Regions from separate parts of the Homo sapiens genome. Here region 1 is linked to region 2. A link is an interaction called in ENCODE POLR2A ChIA-PET data of the cell type or tissue named here. Cell type or tissue: OCI-LY7. All regions are shown on one strand. Links, peaks and the distances in the headings refer to the core of each region. The heading gives the core; the rest is flanking DNA. Region 1 overlaps SORL1 (sortilin related receptor 1). Region 2 overlaps SORL1 (sortilin related receptor 1).

Region 1 (8,570 bases), core at 240-8,239, 68 kb after region 2:
TTTCAAACTGAGGGGGTTGGGTTTGTGTCATAAACTTGAATGCTTATCAGATAGTTTCTTTTGGGCAGTTTCTTCTGTGGGGTTATATGGTGAGGTTTGGATAAAATTGCTGTCCTTTGCATTTAAGTAGAATCTTGATCAGGCTAGTCATTCAGCCAATAAATGTTAGTTGTCTCCTGCCTGGGGGAACTCTTACCCTTAGAGAGAACCAGAATAAAGAACGAAAGAGCTGGACTAATGGGCAAAGGTTTTCTTTTTAGAATGAAATCTACTGGGATGACTGGTCACAGCTCAGCATATTCCGAGCTTCCAAATACAGTGGGTCCCAGATGGAGATTCTGGCAAACCAGCTCACGGGGCTCATGGACATGAAGATTTTCTACAAGGGGAAGAACACTGGTAAGCCAGAGTCTCTTCTTTTGTCTCTGTAGAGTTGATCTCAAGAAAGGGGCTGCGTGTGGCCAATCTCTGCTCAGAGTAGGAGCTGGCAGCCTGCATCTTTGTTGTCACGACAACATGCACATTATTTAATTTCTTCCTAATGACATCTTAATTTCTTTTCTAATGATACACAAACAGCTGGAAGACAGCATGCTTTTGCCTGCCTAGAGTGTTGGTGCTTGGTGGGTAATTACACCCTCCTCCTGCCCTTGGCCCCTGACTGATTGGTGGCGCGGCTTCTGTTGCAGCTGGGAGAGTCCTAACATGTGCTTAATCCCTGTTTGGCATGCTTGCAGGAAGAGACTCTGTGCTGGGTGCTCAGATAGTTGTTGCTTCCTGACAGGGCCTCTTGCTTGTTCTCTGGTTGCCCAGATGACCTATTGCTCATTGACCGTACCTACCTCTGCTGGAATGGCACTGTGTAGTTAGGTGTTGTTTTAATTAACTTTTCCCACCATGAAACCCTAAACCCCATGAAGAAAGAGATGGTCTTTTTTATTCCCCGATAGTTTTACCAGTGTCTAGCACTTTGTAGGTGCTCAATTCATATTTGTTGAAAGAATAAGGGATGAAAAGGGAGGGGAAGAATTGCAGTGGGTGCAGACAGTAGCTGTCTTAGAGATCTACTGGGTGAGGCTTCAAGAACTGCTATGAGGCTTTGACCTGCTAGTCCTGGAGTCTGAGACTATTCAGTGGAAAGCCTTTATCATTTCATGACTGCTCTTTGATTTTGCTTATCTCCCAGCCATACTATTGATTCTAGAGGAGAAAGATCAGAGGATTACCAGGAAGAATAGTCCCTTTAAGAATTTCCCTCTTTATCTCAGCAGGATTAAATGGCATCCTGGGTTTGCTGATTCTCCTTTATTGACAAACTGCTAAGTTTTCTGTTCTTAACTGGAATGTTGATATTGTTTTATGGTTCTTGGCTGACCCTATACTAGGAGAAAATTGACAGGGGAAATAATACTGTTATAGATATCATTGTTATCCTCTTGGGATTGTGAAGATAGCATGAGAACACCCTGGGAAAACTATAAAGTGTCTTACAAATGTAAGACGATATTATTTGTTATGTCTTCACCACTGACCTGTGAGGTAGGGAAGGCTGGTATTATGATCCATGGTTTATAGATTAGGGAATTAAATCTCAGATATGAATTAGCTTTCCCAAAATATCCTCACTAGTTTAGGGGCTGGCCTTTTGTTGCAATTCTGCCGCTAAATGGAGAAGTCACATTCTTTCTTAGAGGAGGCACCTGTTTTAGAATCAGGAGAGTTGAAGGAATCTTGCTTCTCAGCTCCAGTGACTGAAATCTTCAGACCTTTGTTTAATGGAGGACATCCACCCCTACTGATCTGACTTGCTAGCTAGCAGAGTGGATTTTTAGTATTTCTCCAAGTGGATTTTTAGCATTTCTCCATGTTACCACTTAGTCCAGAAGAGTGGGTCTTCATTTTTACAAGTGCTTGTATGCATGTGCTTGTTTGATTTGCACACAGGAGCTTCTGAAACACTGTGTGCAGATGAAGCCAGTGGCTACCCGGTCACAACTTACTTCCCAGTCTTGACTGTCCACTTCATCCCAAGAACTTGGGCACAGCTGACATGCAGTCACACCTGTGACTGAGGAGCAGTGCGGGAGGAGAGAGTTTGTGGTCTCAGCACATGCAAACGTGGTGTCTTGGTGCCAGTCAGACAGGTCTGCAATCCTCACCTTAGGTGTAGTTTCCCTTTCATGCCTCAAAGAGTCATCTTCATTTAAGTTAGCCAGAGTCATTTTGGGGCCCAGAGTGAGGTCTGGATAGATGACAGGCTGGTTTAAAAGGGAGATATGTATTAGCAGGGCATAGTGGCACATGCCTGTAGTCTCAGCTCCTCAGGAGGCGGAGGTGGGAGCATCACCTGAGCTCGGGAGGTTGAGGCTGCAGTTAGCCAAGGTCGTGCTGCTGCACTCCATCCTGGGTGACAGAGTGAGACCCTGTCACCGAAAAAAAAAAAAAAAAAGGCTGGGGGAGATCTGTGTTGGTGAGTAGAACACAGACCTGGACCTGTGCATGGGCGGCTGTGACTGTCCCTTTGGCCATGGCCAGTTGTCGCCTCTCTGCTCCTTTCTGTTTGCCTTTGGGATTTTCTCTTGCTGTCCTTTGGTTGTGAGCAGGATACTTCCAGGAGACCTACTGCCTCCAAACACAGGGCTGGAGAAAGACGTTTTTGTCTTTCTCTGCAGCCCAGTTTGGGTCAAATCAAAGCTTTTGCAGTGGTGTCTGGCTGTCAGCACTGTCTATGAGCACTCCGCACCTCTTGGCCTTGAACTTGTTTGCTCTAACCTGCTTGCTTTTTTTGGACACTGATAGGACACTTGCTTTTTTGGACATTGTATTACAGATCCACGGTGTGTGTTGGATCTAGCACTTGGAGAAATGCTAAAAATCCACTCTGCTAGCTAGCAAGTCAGATCAGTAGGGGTGGATGTCCTCCATCAAGCAAGGGCCTGAATATTTCAGTCACTGGAGCTGAGAAGCAAGATTCCTTCAACTCTCCTTATTTTAAAACAGGTGACTCCTCTAAGAAAGAATGTGACTCCTGTCCATCTTTATTATTTTTGTTGTCTCCTCCTAACACATTCGGGACTTTCTACAGTAGTCTCCTGCTTATTTGCCATTTTGCTTTCTGTGATTTCAGCTACCTGCGGTCAACCACTGTCCAAAAATATATATGGAAGATTCCAGAAATAAACAATGTATAAGATTTAAATTGCTTGCTGTTCTGAATAGTGTGATGAAATCTTGTACTGTCTCCTCCCTGTCCCACCTGGGATGTGAATCCTCCCTTTGTCCAGCGTCTCATGCTGTTGATGCTGCCGGCTCATTAGTCCCTTTAGGAGCCGGCTGGGTTATCAGGGTGTCAAAGTACTGCAGTTCTTGTACGCAAGGAACCCTTATTTTACTTCATGATGACCCTACACCTCAAGAGTAGTGATTCCAGTAATTTGGATATGCCAAAGGGAGGTTGTAAAGTGCTTCCTTTAGGGAAAGGGTGAAAGTTCTAGACTTAATAAGGGAGGAAAAAAAATCTTACACCGAGTTTGCTAAGATCTGCTGTAAGAACGAACCTTCTATCTCTGAAATTGTAAAGAAAGAAAAAGAAATTCATGCACAGTATAGGTTTGGTCCTATCTGCAGTTTCAGGTGTCAGCTAGGGGTCTTGGAATTGGGGGTTTTGGAATAAGAGGGGACTACTATATTAACCAAGTGTTAAATAATAATAATTGATAGTAACTACATGTATTGAGGGGTTGCTGTGTTATAAGTACCACAGTAATGTGCTTTGTGGGCTTGTATAACCTCACTTCGTCTTCCCAAAGACTTCTATATGTACTATCAATATTTCCATTTTATAGGTGAGAATATGAAAGTCTGGTTTAGTAACTTGTGTAGGTCACACTTTTAGTAAGTGGTAAGAATTTGCACTGTGGCCCGTTGACTTCAAAGCCTGAACTTCGATAAAACCACCCGGCTCTGCTCCCTCTGTCATGTGTTGCTAGAATAGCAGTGCCCTGGTAGTATGACAGCAGTTCAGAAGTACTGTTCTAGATTTTGATTGATGATGGTTCATAATAAAAATGTTGTTCAGTTGCAACATTTATCAATTTGAAATATTTGGTCCTTTATAGCTAGCTGGTTTTTATTTTTTATTTGTTTAGTTTTTTGGAGACAGAGTCTCGTTCTGTTACCCCGGCTGGAGTGCAGTGATGTGATCTTGGCTCACTGCAACCTCTGCCTCCTGGGTTCAAGCAATTCTCATGCCTCAGCCTCCTAAGTAGCTGGGACTAAAGGCATGTGCCACCATGCCTGGCTAATTTTTTGTATTTTAGTAGAGATTGGGTTTCACCATGTTGCCCAGGCTGGTCTTGAACTCCTGAGCTCAGGCAATCTGCACGCCCCGGCCTCCCAAAGTGCTAGGATTTACAGGTGTGAGCCACTGTGTCTGGCCACTAGCTGGTTTTTAAATGGTATAACTGGAATTTATTCTTTGTAAAGTGTGTTTTTTCTTTAAAGAGGTTACTTTACAAGATTGTTGATGTATTCAGTTGCTCCTGCGATGGCTCTTGGAGCTTTGGAATTCTTTTGCAGTTTTGGAATTCTCCTTTAGAGCCTGCAGTAAGTATGTGCTTTTAAGTATCTATAATGAGGGCACATATTTATTATTTGAGGTAGATTTGATTTTGATAATTGCCAAGTGTATAGATACTTGAGATGATGACATTTTTGGCTCCTAAAGTATTCCTGGAGGAATTTTCCAAACAGGAAATGTGAAAATGTTCTGAACATGCCCAGTGAAGACATCACGGGGCTATGTGTTTGATCTTCTAAGGGAATGTCTTTGAAGATGATTGTCCACTCTTCACATTGAGATAACGGTTTTCATATTGCCTGGTCCACTCAAGACAATTGTCATCCTGTATAAAGGGTCTGTGGCTGTGGTAGAACTGCCATCATAGGAGTTGGTGAATTACCCTTCCATCTTCTTCCAGCTTCTCTCTGATGCAGCTCTCCCATTTTCCATTCTCTGGCTTCAGACTAGCCTAGACATTCCTGCCCCTGCCTACCTCTTAGGATCAGTGACTTGGTTAGCTTGTTTTGCAGTTTGCCCCTGGTTACTGCCTCAGAGTACAGTTTCATACATTTCTGCCTAGATCAGCCTCCTGAAATATGATACCCCATTTTGAGTTCTCTACTCTTAGCTCTTCTTGCTTGTTTGGATAGGAATATTTGCTCTGCATATGAAAAGGTTAGTGAAATGATTTTACAGACATGATCCCTGTGAAAAAAATCATCCTGTAATAGAGTAGTTTTTTTTATTTGTTCGTTTTGTTTGTTTGTTTGTTTTTGAGACAGGCTCTGGCTCTGTTACCCAGGCTGGAGTGCAGTGGCGCCATCTCAGCTAACTGCAGCCTCTGTCTCCTGGGCTTAAGCAATCTTCCCACTTCAGCCTCTGAAGTGGCTGGGATCACAGATGTGTACCCGGCTAATTTTGCTTATTTTTTTTTTGTGGAGGCGGTCTTCACTATGTTGCTCAGGGTGGTCTCGAACTCCTGGGCTCGAGTGATCCTCCCACCTCGGCCTCCCAAACTGCTGGGATTACAGATGTGAGCCACTGCACCCAGCCGGTAATAGAGTATTTTAAAATAACATCATATTCCATTATTGTTCAGGATCTTGGAACATTGAGTGATATATTGTTCTTTGAATACAAAACACATGTTCCCACATCCTTGTTTGAGTTGTTTCTCATGAGTGGTGGCTCTATGTCAATTCTGCATTCCCTCTTGTAGCCAGTGGCCTGTACCTTTGAACTAAAGGAGCCATCTGTGCCCACTAATGGATCAGAGTGAAGGGATGTCTGGGACTTCTGCTCTAGTCAGCTGGTTAGTCTGCTATGGTAATTAAGCTGTTATGATTGATTATTTACTGAACCTTTTGGACTGTTTCATCATGTGGACTTCCCTTCCTCTGGAGGTGTATGTTTTCTCTCTATTTACTGAATCTTTTGGAATGTTTCATCATATGAACCTCCCTTCCTCTGGATGTGTGTGTTTTCTCTTTGGTAATACCTCTTACTCTTTTCCTTGGCATCATAATAACGTTGTTGCCATAGCATTGTGATTTTTATTTTTATTTGTAATGTAAATTAACCAATGATGTGCCCACACACCCAAAGCTACTGCGTATATTATCCATATCGACACTGATTATCATTCATGAACTTCGTCTAACCTGTAGGCCAGGATAGGCATGGCTTAGATGAATGCTTGGCTGGGTGGCAACAGATGATTTGGATATGGTGCTGAAGTGTGGGAGGGCATCTCTGTCCATGACATAGCACGAATGAAGAATTAGCAATTGAGTTTTATCTAAGTTTTTATGTTCATTTTTCCCATTTTCATGATTAATAATTGCAGTCAAAAGAAAAAACATGATTTCATAGTTTCTGTGACCCCATAGTTGTATCATGTTTCAGATTGTTATAAAATGGTTTATGCATCTTCTTACCTGCCATCCCCGGAACGATGTAGGGGATAGGATGGCACTTTTGCCATCCTCGTTCATCCACAAAGGCTCCTTCTCAAGAGTGCAGTGGTGGATTTTACGAACTCTCTCCGGTGCTGCCTTTAGTAAGCTGAACCAGAGAAAAGATTGGCAGGAGTGGGCTAGATCAGCATGAACTAGTCCTTACCTGAACACATTGCACAGCAGTGGCTGATGAGTACTGTGGTTGGCTCCTCCTTTAGCTCTTGAGGGGCACTCTGGCACAAAGGAATTGAGAAGGGGAGGCCTGGATTTTTGTCCTGGGCCCACCATTAACCAGGTGTATGTTCTAATTAAGGCCTTTGGGGCCCTAAGGAGCAGAAACCCACTCAAGCTAGCTCAAGTGAATGGTTTTATGGAATGAATAAAGGAGCCCAAAGATGAAAGTCTAGGAGAGCCTCATGGGGACTGGAGCTGTTCTTTCTCTTTCCCTCTCATTAGGCCTCTTCTCTCTGTAAGCCTCTTTCTTTTTAAAAAAAAAATTATTCGGAATTTTGAAGGCAATGTTCAACTATATTATAGCCACTAGTGTTGTAATTGAGAAGTCCAAAGACATTCTGGTTCTTTTTTAAATTAAAAAAAAAAATTTTTTTTAAGGGATAGGATCTTGCTATATTGCCCAGGCTGGATTCGAGCTACCAGGCTCAAGTGATCCTCCTGCCTCAGCCTCCTGAGTAGCTGGGGCTACAGGTGCGTGCTGCCATGCCTGGCCTCCTTAAGTCTCTTTTAGTCTCCTGACGGTCTGCAGACTGAGCTTATCTGCATACCCAGAGTTTTGACTTCCACACGGTTTTGGCTTGCCATGTGCCACTTCAACACCCATGCTCTGTGACCCTTTCCCTGGCTCCAGCTCCTTGGTTGCTTTCTTGTCTTTCAGTGACCCAATTACAAATTCCCAGGAGGAACCCTGCTGCCTGGCTTGGCTCTGGGGCAGTCTGATCTGGCTGAAGACAGGATGCAAGTCACTGGTTATACTGAGCAGAAGTTTTCAGCACAGTAGGCGCCCCAAAGCTTGCCACTTGACCCTTGAGAGCTTCTCGCTGTCCTTTCCGTAAGACGAGGAGGTTGCAGTGGGTCTCCTTCTTGTATTCAGTACCTCCCTCATGGTGTGTATTAACCTACCTGCTGCTGTTTGTCTTCCCTCCAGGAAGCAATGCCTGTGTGCCCAGGCCATGCAGCCTGCTGTGCCTGCCCAAGGCCAACAACAGTAGAAGCTGCAGGTGTCCAGAGGATGTGTCCAGCAGTGTGCTTCCATCAGGGGACCTGATGTGTGACTGCCCTCAGGGCTATCAGCTCAAGAACAATACCTGTGTCAAACAAGGTACTTCCCTTTTTCTTTTTTGCCTGTCATCCTCCTTCCTTTGTTTCCTGCTCCCCGCCAGGGGAGGGAGGGATAGCTCTCTGTTTCCTAACCTTTTCGTGTTATTGGAAAAAGTCCAAGGTAAAAATCAAACCTACCAGATACTCATAAGAATACTGGTTTGGGTTCTAAGTCCTGGTAAGGGTCAAAGAGGCCCTTCAGTCCTCACTCAGAACAGGCCTATGCTGTACCTTTCTAAGTAGTAGCTGTGGTTTTTGGTTTCATGTCAGATGGCACAGGCTTTCTTCAGGGTCTCCCTTTTTATTCTTTTGCTTCTTCCTCTCCTCACCCATCCCTCACATCCAGGTTTCTTACCTGCTCCTGTTTTGCATAAGTTGGACCAACCTGATTGGGAAAAATAACCAGTGTGACTCCTTCCGCGTTTACTCTCACCTAACGGTTGTCCATCCTCTCACCGTAGCCTAGCCCAGTGTGTCCTGAACTTTCAGACCAATGTTTGCAAAGCACTTTGAGTCTAGACCTTATGCCATGACCAAGCAGCAAGAGCAGCCTTACACCCACTCCCCCTCTGAATTTGAATATAGAGATTTAACATTTCTTTCCTCCGAAATTTAAAAAGTTTTTCCTTCCTGTGTAATTTTTACTGTCACCACTTCCCCCGCCTCCAGCATCACGTTTCTGTGAGTGAGGTGAACCCCTGCAAGGGCACCTTGCC
Region 2 (8,570 bases), core at 421-8,420:
CAAAGGCACAGGGATGCGCCAATGTGGTGCTTGGGTAGAGAACATGAACTCTTAATTTTGGACAGTGTATTGGGTGAAGTTTTGAAAGGGAAGTTGGTATTAGAATCTGCATCGCTTGATAAAGGAATTTGGGCTACATTCTGAAAGCAATGAGGTACCCCTGTAGTTTTGTGAGAAGAGGAGTGAAATAAACAGGCTGTACTTCAAGAAGTACTTCTAGAAGTAAATAGTAATATACTTATCGTAATTTACTATTACAGTGATAAAGTAGTATAGGATCTTGAATTATATGAATTTGTACATGTGCAGGCAAATGTGTAGGACAGATTTCTAGGAGTGGGTATGCTGGGTCAGTGGGTTTATCTAACAGCTATCCATTCACTCACATGGATGACTGATAGATATTGCAAACTTGACCCCTCGCAAATTGACTCTTGATCTTCACCACCCCAAATCAGCTCCACCTATAACTTTTCTCATTTGCTCAGGCCAAAATCTTTGGAGTCATCGTTGATTTCACATTTGTTTTATGCTTTACATTCATTCTATCAGGAAATCCTATTGGCTTCACCTTCAGTATATATCTAGAATCTTCTACTCAGGTACCACTTCTAGTGCCAGCCTCCAGTGTCATTGCTCATTAGTCTCCCAACTAGTCTTTCTGCGTTTACTCTTGTTTTTCTATCATTAATTCTCAGCATGTGGTCAGTTTGAGTCTATTCAAATAAATTAGATCATTTTGTTCCTCTGCTTTGAACCCTTTAATGCTTCATCATTTCTCTCAGATTAAATGTCAGATACCTTCTTACCACAGGGAACAGGATATTTGCAATTGCTGTTTTCTCTGCCTAAAATGCTGTTACCAAAGATATACTTACTGCTTACTCCCTTACCTCATTCCAGTCTTTGCTCAAATAACATCTTCTAAATGAAGCCCACCTCATTTATGCCCACCTTAGGATCCTATTTAAAATTGCACCTGGCCAAGTGCGGTGGCTCATGCCTGTAATCCCAGCACCTTGGGAGGCCGAGGTGGGTGGACCATCTGAGGTCAGGAGTTCGAGACCAGCCTGGCCAACATGATGAAACCCCATCTCCACTAAAAACACAAAAAGTAGCTGGGCATGGTGGCGGGTGCCTGTAGTCCCAGCTACTCGGGAGGCTGAGGCAGGAGAATCGCTTGAACCCGGTAGGTGGAGGTTGCAGTGAGCTGAGATTGCGTCACTGCACTCCAGCCTGTGCGACAGACCAAGACACTGTCTCAATAAATAAATAAATAAATAATAACTGTCTCAATGAATGAATGAATGAATGAATAAAAATAAAATTGCACCTACTCCCCCATTACTCCCAATCTCCTGTACTGTGTTCTGTTCTGTTTTGCAGAGCACTTTACCACATTCTAATATACTATTATTATGCTTATTATTTGTCTTTCTCCCTTCAATAGAATGAAAGCTTCCCAAGGGCAAGGACTTTTGTAAGTTTTGTGCACTGATATATCCACAGTGAATAAATCCTTAAAATTGTAACTTTGGTAGAGAGTGCCAGATTTGATATAGAAAGTGTCAAGTTTGCACTCATCTCAACAATATAGAATAGTGTCTCCCTCCACAGCCAATGTGTTAGGGAAGAAATATTATCTCTGTGGTTTAATTTGCATTTTCCTTATTATGAGTTAGAACATCTTTTAATCTGCTTAAGGGTCATTTTTTTTTTTTTTTGAGACGGAGTCTTGCTCTGTTGCCCAGGCTGGAGTGCAGTGGCGTGATCTTGGCTCACTGCAACCTCCGTCTCCAGGGTTCAAGCAATTCTCTGCCTCAGCCTCCTGAGTAGCTGGGATTACAGGTGCCTGCCACCACGCCTGGCTAATTTTATTTATTTTTATTTTATATTTTTTAGTGAGAGTCTCACTCTGTTACCCAGGCTGGAGTGCAGTGACACTATCATAGCTTACAGCAGCTTCAAACTCTTGGGCTCAAGTGATCCTCCCACCTCACCCTCTCAAGTAGCTAGGACTACAGGCATGTGCAGCCATCCCTAGCTAATTTTTACATTTTTTTGTAGAAAGGAGGTCTCCCTATGTTTCCCAGGCTGATCTCAAACACCTGGCCTCAAGCAATCCTCCCACCTTGGCCTTCCAAAGTGCTGGGATTATGGTTTGTTTTATTTATTTGTTTGTTTGTCTGTTTAAGTATGACCAGGCTGGAGTGTAGTAGCGTGATCTTGGCTCACAGCAACCTCTGCCTCCCGGATTCAAGTGATTCTCCTGTCTCAGTCTCCCGAGAAGCTGGGATTACAGGCACCCACCACCATGCCTGGCTAATTTTTGTATTTTTAGTAGATATGAAGTTTCACCATGTTGGCCAGGCTGGTCTTGAACTCCCAACCTTAGGTGATCCACCCACCTTGGCCTCCCAAAGTGCTGAGATTACAGGTGTGAGCCACCGTGCCTGATCTCATGCCTGTTTTCTATTTGATTATTAGTCTTTTCATTGTTGGTTTCAAGGAGCTCTTTATATATTCGAGATTAGCCCTTTGGCTGTGATATGAGATAGATCGTATGTGTGTGTATTTATATTTCTATCTCCTAGTTTTTCATTTGTTTTTAGACTTTTACTTGTAATTTTAGTCCTCATTAAGTGTAATGGTCCCAGAAGATGTAGATACTGCCTTTGTTTCTTTTAGTTCTCCATGTAAAGTGAAATGTCTTTTAGTTGGTATTGCTTCCTTAGTAATAGAGGTAAAGATGGAGCTGGTATGTTGAGGAGCCTTACAGCTGACCATCATCAGACACCCATAGATTCTGTTTATGTTTCCACAGAGGGTAGCTGTTTCTGACCCTTTTGTTATTTTCCTTGAGCAAAAGTTGTGGGATCTTAGTGAAATTATAACCACAGTCTCATCCAAGGACACCCTCTGCTCAAGGAGAACCATTAGAACTTTCTTCTGCTTTATTTGAATTTTAAGGGGAAAAATTGTTCTTTTATCTGCTTAAGAAACTATAAATTAAGAGGGCAAACCAGCAGAATTACTAGATAAGGGAACATACAATTTAGAAATTTTAAGTTCTAAAATCATATTGTACCTTCTGCCTCTGTGTAGATATACAGATATCCTGGGAGAAAGGACTGGTTTATCTCATTGAAGCTAATGACATGTCGGTTAGGGGATTTTAGGCTATTTGTGGGATTTCTCCCCCTAGGTTTCCCCATAATAAGTGAAAGCGTAATCTAGTCTCTCAGAATAATGATATACATTTGTTCAACAATGCTTGGCGAGTTGGGAGCAGCAGGAGTGGGAAAGCTAAAAATTTACATGGTCCGGAGCTTGAGATTGGCAAGACAGAACAGTGGAAGACCTGGAGGGGGCTGAGGGGACTCAAAGATACCCTGTGGAGCATCATTGAGGGATTTCAGGTGAGGCCAGGTGAGGCTGGTGACTGCTCAGAGATAGAGCAAGGATTGGAATTTCTCAATGAGGACAAAGACAATAGAAAGTAGGTGTCAGTGAGCGTAAGACATTGGAAGTCTAAGTGATTGCAAAGTATGAGAACTTGTAGGTGGAGCAGCTTGCAGAAATGGGAGGTCCAAATATGGATTACGGAAGAAAATTGGGATGAAAGTCACAGTTCTTTCTATCTCTAGGTGTTGGCTGCTGCTTTTGGCTAGGAAGGAATAATAGAGGTGAGCTGGGTCTCAAAATAGCTCAATAAAGGTTCCTTCCTCTCTGCCGTTTTAAAAATACCAAGCAGCCTCATTTTAATTTGCATATCCTCTGGCTAGAGGAAGTACTTTAATCAGTACTTCTAATTGTGGAAAAGAAGAGAACATGCCACCACCCGCCCACACATGCACACAGAGGATCTGATAATGAAGAATAGTGTTCTCCCACACTAGGACCAAAGCTGCTGGTTTCTCCGTTGCCCTAAGAATCCAGATTGTAGGGCAAAACTCAAGTCTTGCTCCCATTGTAAAAAGAAGCTCTTTTTTCTTTGTTTTTTCAAGACAGGGTATTGCTCTGTTGCCCAGGCTGGAGTGCAGTGGCACAATCATGGCTCACCCAGCCTCAAACTTCCAGGCTTCAATCCACCCACCTCAGCCTCCTGAGTAGCTGGGGCTACAGGTGTACGCCAGCATACCTGGCTAATTTTTTTAAATTTATTTTTTGTAGAGGTGGAGTCTCACTATGTTGCCCAGGCTGGTCTTGAACTCTTGGGTTCAAATGGTCCCCCTCCCTACCCTGGCCTCAGCCTCCCAAAGTGTTGGGATTACAGGTGTGACCCACTACATCTGGCAAAAGAGGTTCTTGTTTTTCTGTTTCTTATTTTCCTTTTTGGGAGGGGTGGGGGGAATATGCTCTTGACAGTATATCTCTGAAGGAATTTGACACGATTACCTTCATTATTCTGAGAGCCATCATGCATATGGGATTGTATAAGGGCAGTTACCTAACTGAGGCCTTCTGCTTTTCCTTGAGTCATCACTCTGTATTCTCACTACAAGACTATCTTCCCGACTTTACCATTTATTTTTTCCATTTGCTGAATGGTTCCCATGGCCTTGGTGTTCTTGAGAATGTTAGGAGACCTGGAGCAGATAAGTTGTCCTCTGAGCTGCTGTGTGGGGATTCTTGGGGGATCACTGGCTCAGAAGTTCTTCTCCAAGGTAGTTTGGCCTGGTCATTCTATGTTTTCATTTTGGATTAGCTTCTTGAATTGCCCCACAGATCCAATGCAGAAAGTATCTCTTCAGCTAGGAATACTATAGGGTAAAATGAAATCTAAGACATGGCCTTCCGAGGCATCTATACTGTGTCTAGGAAGCTCAGACAAATACATAATGGTGAACAATAAAATACAGTGTCTAAGAGGCATTACTGCATAAAGGAATAAGACTGATTCTAAAAAATCACCCAACTAAAGGGGTTTTATACCTTTGTTTGGAGTTCAAACTCATGTAAAAGGCTTGGAATTGGATGCTGCAGAGGGATGTTATTGCTAGTGTTGGGAGAAGAGAGGACAGCACTGAGGAAGGCTTCCTGGAAGATGAAGACTTGAACTTGATGACAGAGGAGAGTAGGAATTGGATGGAGGGATCAGAGTGCGTGCAGAGGGCATCTCCTCACGAGAGTGTGGTGTTTGCAAAAGCACAGTGGGAGAAAGGTGCCCTCCCTTTCTGAAGGACATCAAGGAGATCAGTATGTTTGAGAAAGAGTTTGTGGAAGAGCCTCATGGGAGACGAAATGCACAGGCAGCTCCAGATTGCCTAGATCCATGACATTGGTAGGGGACAGGGCAGAGACAGGGCAGCGTCACTTGGAAGGATCAGGCTCAGAGGTTCATGGTGTGGTTTCTCCAGTAATGTTCTTCAGAGGATGTAGCACCTTGGGAAAACTCTCCTTCATTCCTCTGAGATTCATAACTTTAGACCAGAAACTTGCTTATAGCTTCAAGCAGTCCCTTGCTTATTAATTTTGAAACATTTTATCTTGTACTACTACTTTTTGCTCTTCCTAAGCAGGGCAGGGTTGCCTTGAGCTAAACCCAGGATGCTTTGAAAACAACATAAAACACCTTGCAAATGGCAATTTGTCCCCTCTATCCTGAGTCAAGGAGTAACCAAAGGGATATGTTTGAGGCACAGAGAGTATGATCTGTGGGTCACACCATGGTAGGCCTAAACTCTAGTTGATTATCCCATTGCAAAACTTCCATGCCTCTAGTAATTAAATGTGCAAATGATAACAACCTTTTTTTTTTTTTCTGCCAGGGGAATTGATCCCTATGACAAACCAAATACCATCTACATTGAACGACATGAACCCTCTGGCTACTCCACTGTCTTCCGAAGTACAGATTTCTTCCAGTCCCGGGAAAACCAGGAAGTGATCCTTGAGGAAGTGAGAGATTTTCAGCTTCGGGACAAGTACATGTTTGCTACAAAGGTGGTGGTAAGTTGAATGTACTAAAGAATAAACTACTTTTGAGTTTCCTTTGTGAAGTTTGGCATTCTGTGATTAAACAGGTGAGTTTGCATACACAGGAATTGGAAGGATGTGCTTGGGACAGATTGACTGAAGGGATCTCAACATTGACAACATTGACGAACATTCCGAAAGGGCTTGGCAGGTGCTAGGAAGTCAGAGGAGTGGAGAGGCCTAGGACAAACACTCAAAGTGGCTCTAGGCTCTAGGAATTTGGTTGTTTCCTGGTAGCCAAGCATCCTTGACAAAGACGTATTTCTTTGAAATCCCAATGAAAAGAACAAAGAATGGAGAGGGGAGGGTGGCTCAGTGGCTTCTTTCCTTTAATCCCACTGCCTGATTTCCTTTAAACTTATGCTGATTTCTTTGAGATTTTTCAACACATGTCAATTTACATGGCTAATAGGATGTGTAGTCATTGGCTAGTGGGAGTTAATGCTCTAAGAAAAGCAGTAATTAAGCTTCCAGCTGTCAGTAAGTAGCTTAACTCTCAGCCTTTGGGAAAATCTTCCCCTTGATTTGATGTGTTGGAGCCAGATGCCGAAATGGTGGGCTTGCTCATTCAAAACCAGAGTTGATTACTTAACAGGACTTGTCTTGAAATTGTATTGAGTTCAGTCTTTATCACCCTGGTTGTAAAGGAAAAAACCAGGCCCAGTCAAGGGCAGGTGGGGCTCTTATTTCTGGGAGGCTACTAGCTTGCTTTCCTGATGGTGCCCTTCCCTTGTTGACTCAGGGTCTGTTGAAGGCCTTTGCTAACTGGGAGGTTACTCTGTTGTCTTTCACTGTTAACCTTAGAGACTGAAATCAGACGTAATCTTTTCCTTCAGATTCTCATTTACTTCTATAATTGGTAGCAGGCCAGGTGGAAGTAGGTCAACCTTCTTAGTAGGATTTTAGGGTCAAGAGAGGATCTCCCCAGCAGGAAAAGCAGGGAGTAAGGACAGAATGAGAAGAGAGATGTGGGTGGCTAAAGGCTAGAGGCATTTCCAGTTACATACCTTGCAAAATGTTCTGAAAAACCATTAGCCTATGGCAGTTTTTCTTGTCAGGCCATTTGCATTGACCCATAGACATTGGTTCAGTGCCTTCCTGCCTTGACTGTTTCTTTATCTTTCTCTTAAACACACATGCACAAATATGTACAGCAGCCCAGAAACATAAGCATCCTCGAATGGCTTTGGGCAGGGATGGGGTGATGGGAACACACAGATAAGAAATCAGGCCCAAGCACTGGTGCCTTGTGACATCAGTTGGACAGTCTTGAGTTTTCAGTATGGTCTAAAACCTTGTCTTCAGTTCTCCAGGGTTTATAGGCCTTTTCTGCCTTAATGCCTTGGGCCTGGAGTTATTGTGTGATTTTAATTCTGAACTCTAAAACACATTGACTGACTGCCTGGTTTGTCCTCCTTTTTGCTTGAACCAGGGCAGGATGGATAGCTGTTGTGCATTTCTCTTAACCGGGTTATTTCTAGGTGTCACGGTCGAGAGTTTAAGTTATATCCCAGCTGGGCCGGGCATGGTGGCTCATGCCTGTAATCCCAGCACTTTGGGAGTCTGAGGTGGGTGGATCACTTGAGGTCAGTAGTTTGAGACGAGCCTGGTCAACATGGTGAAACCCCGTCTCTACTAAAAATACAAAAATTAGTCTGGTGTGGTGGCACATGCTTGTAATCCCAGCTACTCGGAAGGCCGAGGCAGGAGAATTGCTTGAATTTGGGAGGTGGAGGTTGCAGTGAGCCAAAATCATGCCATTGCACTCCAATCTGAGCAACAGAGCAAGACTCTGTCTCAAAAAAAAAAAAAAGTTATATTCTAGCTGGAGCTTTCTGTGCCCTCCATTCTAGTCTAACAGCTATGTCTGTTCTCCAGATGTATCTGATTTACAGAGTGCCTGTGGTGAGTTTTTAATTAAACCTGGCCAGTGGTAAGATTAGGGGTCATGTTTGTTTTGATCTCACCGATACAGTACCCAGTGCCTTGCGCTATGTTTGATACGCAGCAGATGCGCAATAGAGTTGAATGAATGCCATGTTTGCCCACCTAATTTAAAAAGTAGTCAATTTTTAGAAATTTGGTGGGAGACGTATTAAATTTTTGGTACTTTTATAGGCAATTCTTAACTCTCTGTATGGCTTATTTATTTATATGCTGTTGGTGGCAAAATTGTAGTTATGAGCTGGCTCCTCCTTCTGCACATGGATGAGCCACCAGATTCCAGGGTCAGTGGTATTAGTGAGAGGATGTAGGTAAGATGAGTTAGGCCACCACTGAGAGGTGTTTCCCAAATTGTGGTCTTAGGAGTACCCACGTCAGCATCAGGCAAGGACAGTTGTTACAAGTGCAGATTGCAGGGCTCAAATGCACTTTTCCCCAGATCATCCCAAGGTTGTCTAACAATCACCAGTTTGAGAAACTCTGCCCTGAGCCTTCTACAGGCAGATGCTTCAAATGACAGAGTTGTACTACTGTCTAGGGAATATTTCTCAAGGGATGGATTGATGGGAAAAGAAACACAACTGGCTGTGGATAGCACACAAAATATGTGCTTTCCTCCTTTTTATTACATCAGACTGCTAAACGAC

The links. ChIA-PET counts read pairs that join two places held together with the same protein. Peaks named below come from ENCODE experiments on the same cell type or tissue, not always from the same donor. Only the 100,000 strongest peaks of a DNase experiment are listed, where the experiment ranks them.
Region 1: POLR2A ChIA-PET joins it to region 2 with 6 read pairs; 2 of 35 experiments call an interaction of 5 or more read pairs at or near these places.

Annotation. Positions count from the first base shown.
Region 1 is chr11:121,559,259-121,567,828 of GRCh38, forward strand. SORL1 (sortilin related receptor 1) reads left to right here. Exons shown (of 48, transcript NM_003105.6): 21 at 261-399; 22 at 7,682-7,855. Among named protein-coding and RNA genes, the nearest start is that of SORL1-AS1, 110 kb to the left of the region's middle. In OCI-LY7, for the core only: no CTCF peak of the experiment used is centred there; a DNase peak (open chromatin) is centred at 7,783; H3K27ac peaks cover 4,097 bases.
Region 2 is chr11:121,491,098-121,499,667 of GRCh38, forward strand. SORL1 (sortilin related receptor 1) reads left to right here. Exons shown (of 48, transcript NM_003105.6): 6 at 5,772-5,952. Among named protein-coding and RNA genes, the nearest start is that of SORL1-AS1, 42 kb to the left of the region's middle. RefSeq lists an enhancer at 7,042-7,542. In OCI-LY7, for the core only: no CTCF peak of the experiment used is centred there; a DNase peak (open chromatin) is centred at 3,774; H3K4me3 peaks cover 1,649 bases; H3K27ac peaks cover 5,560 bases.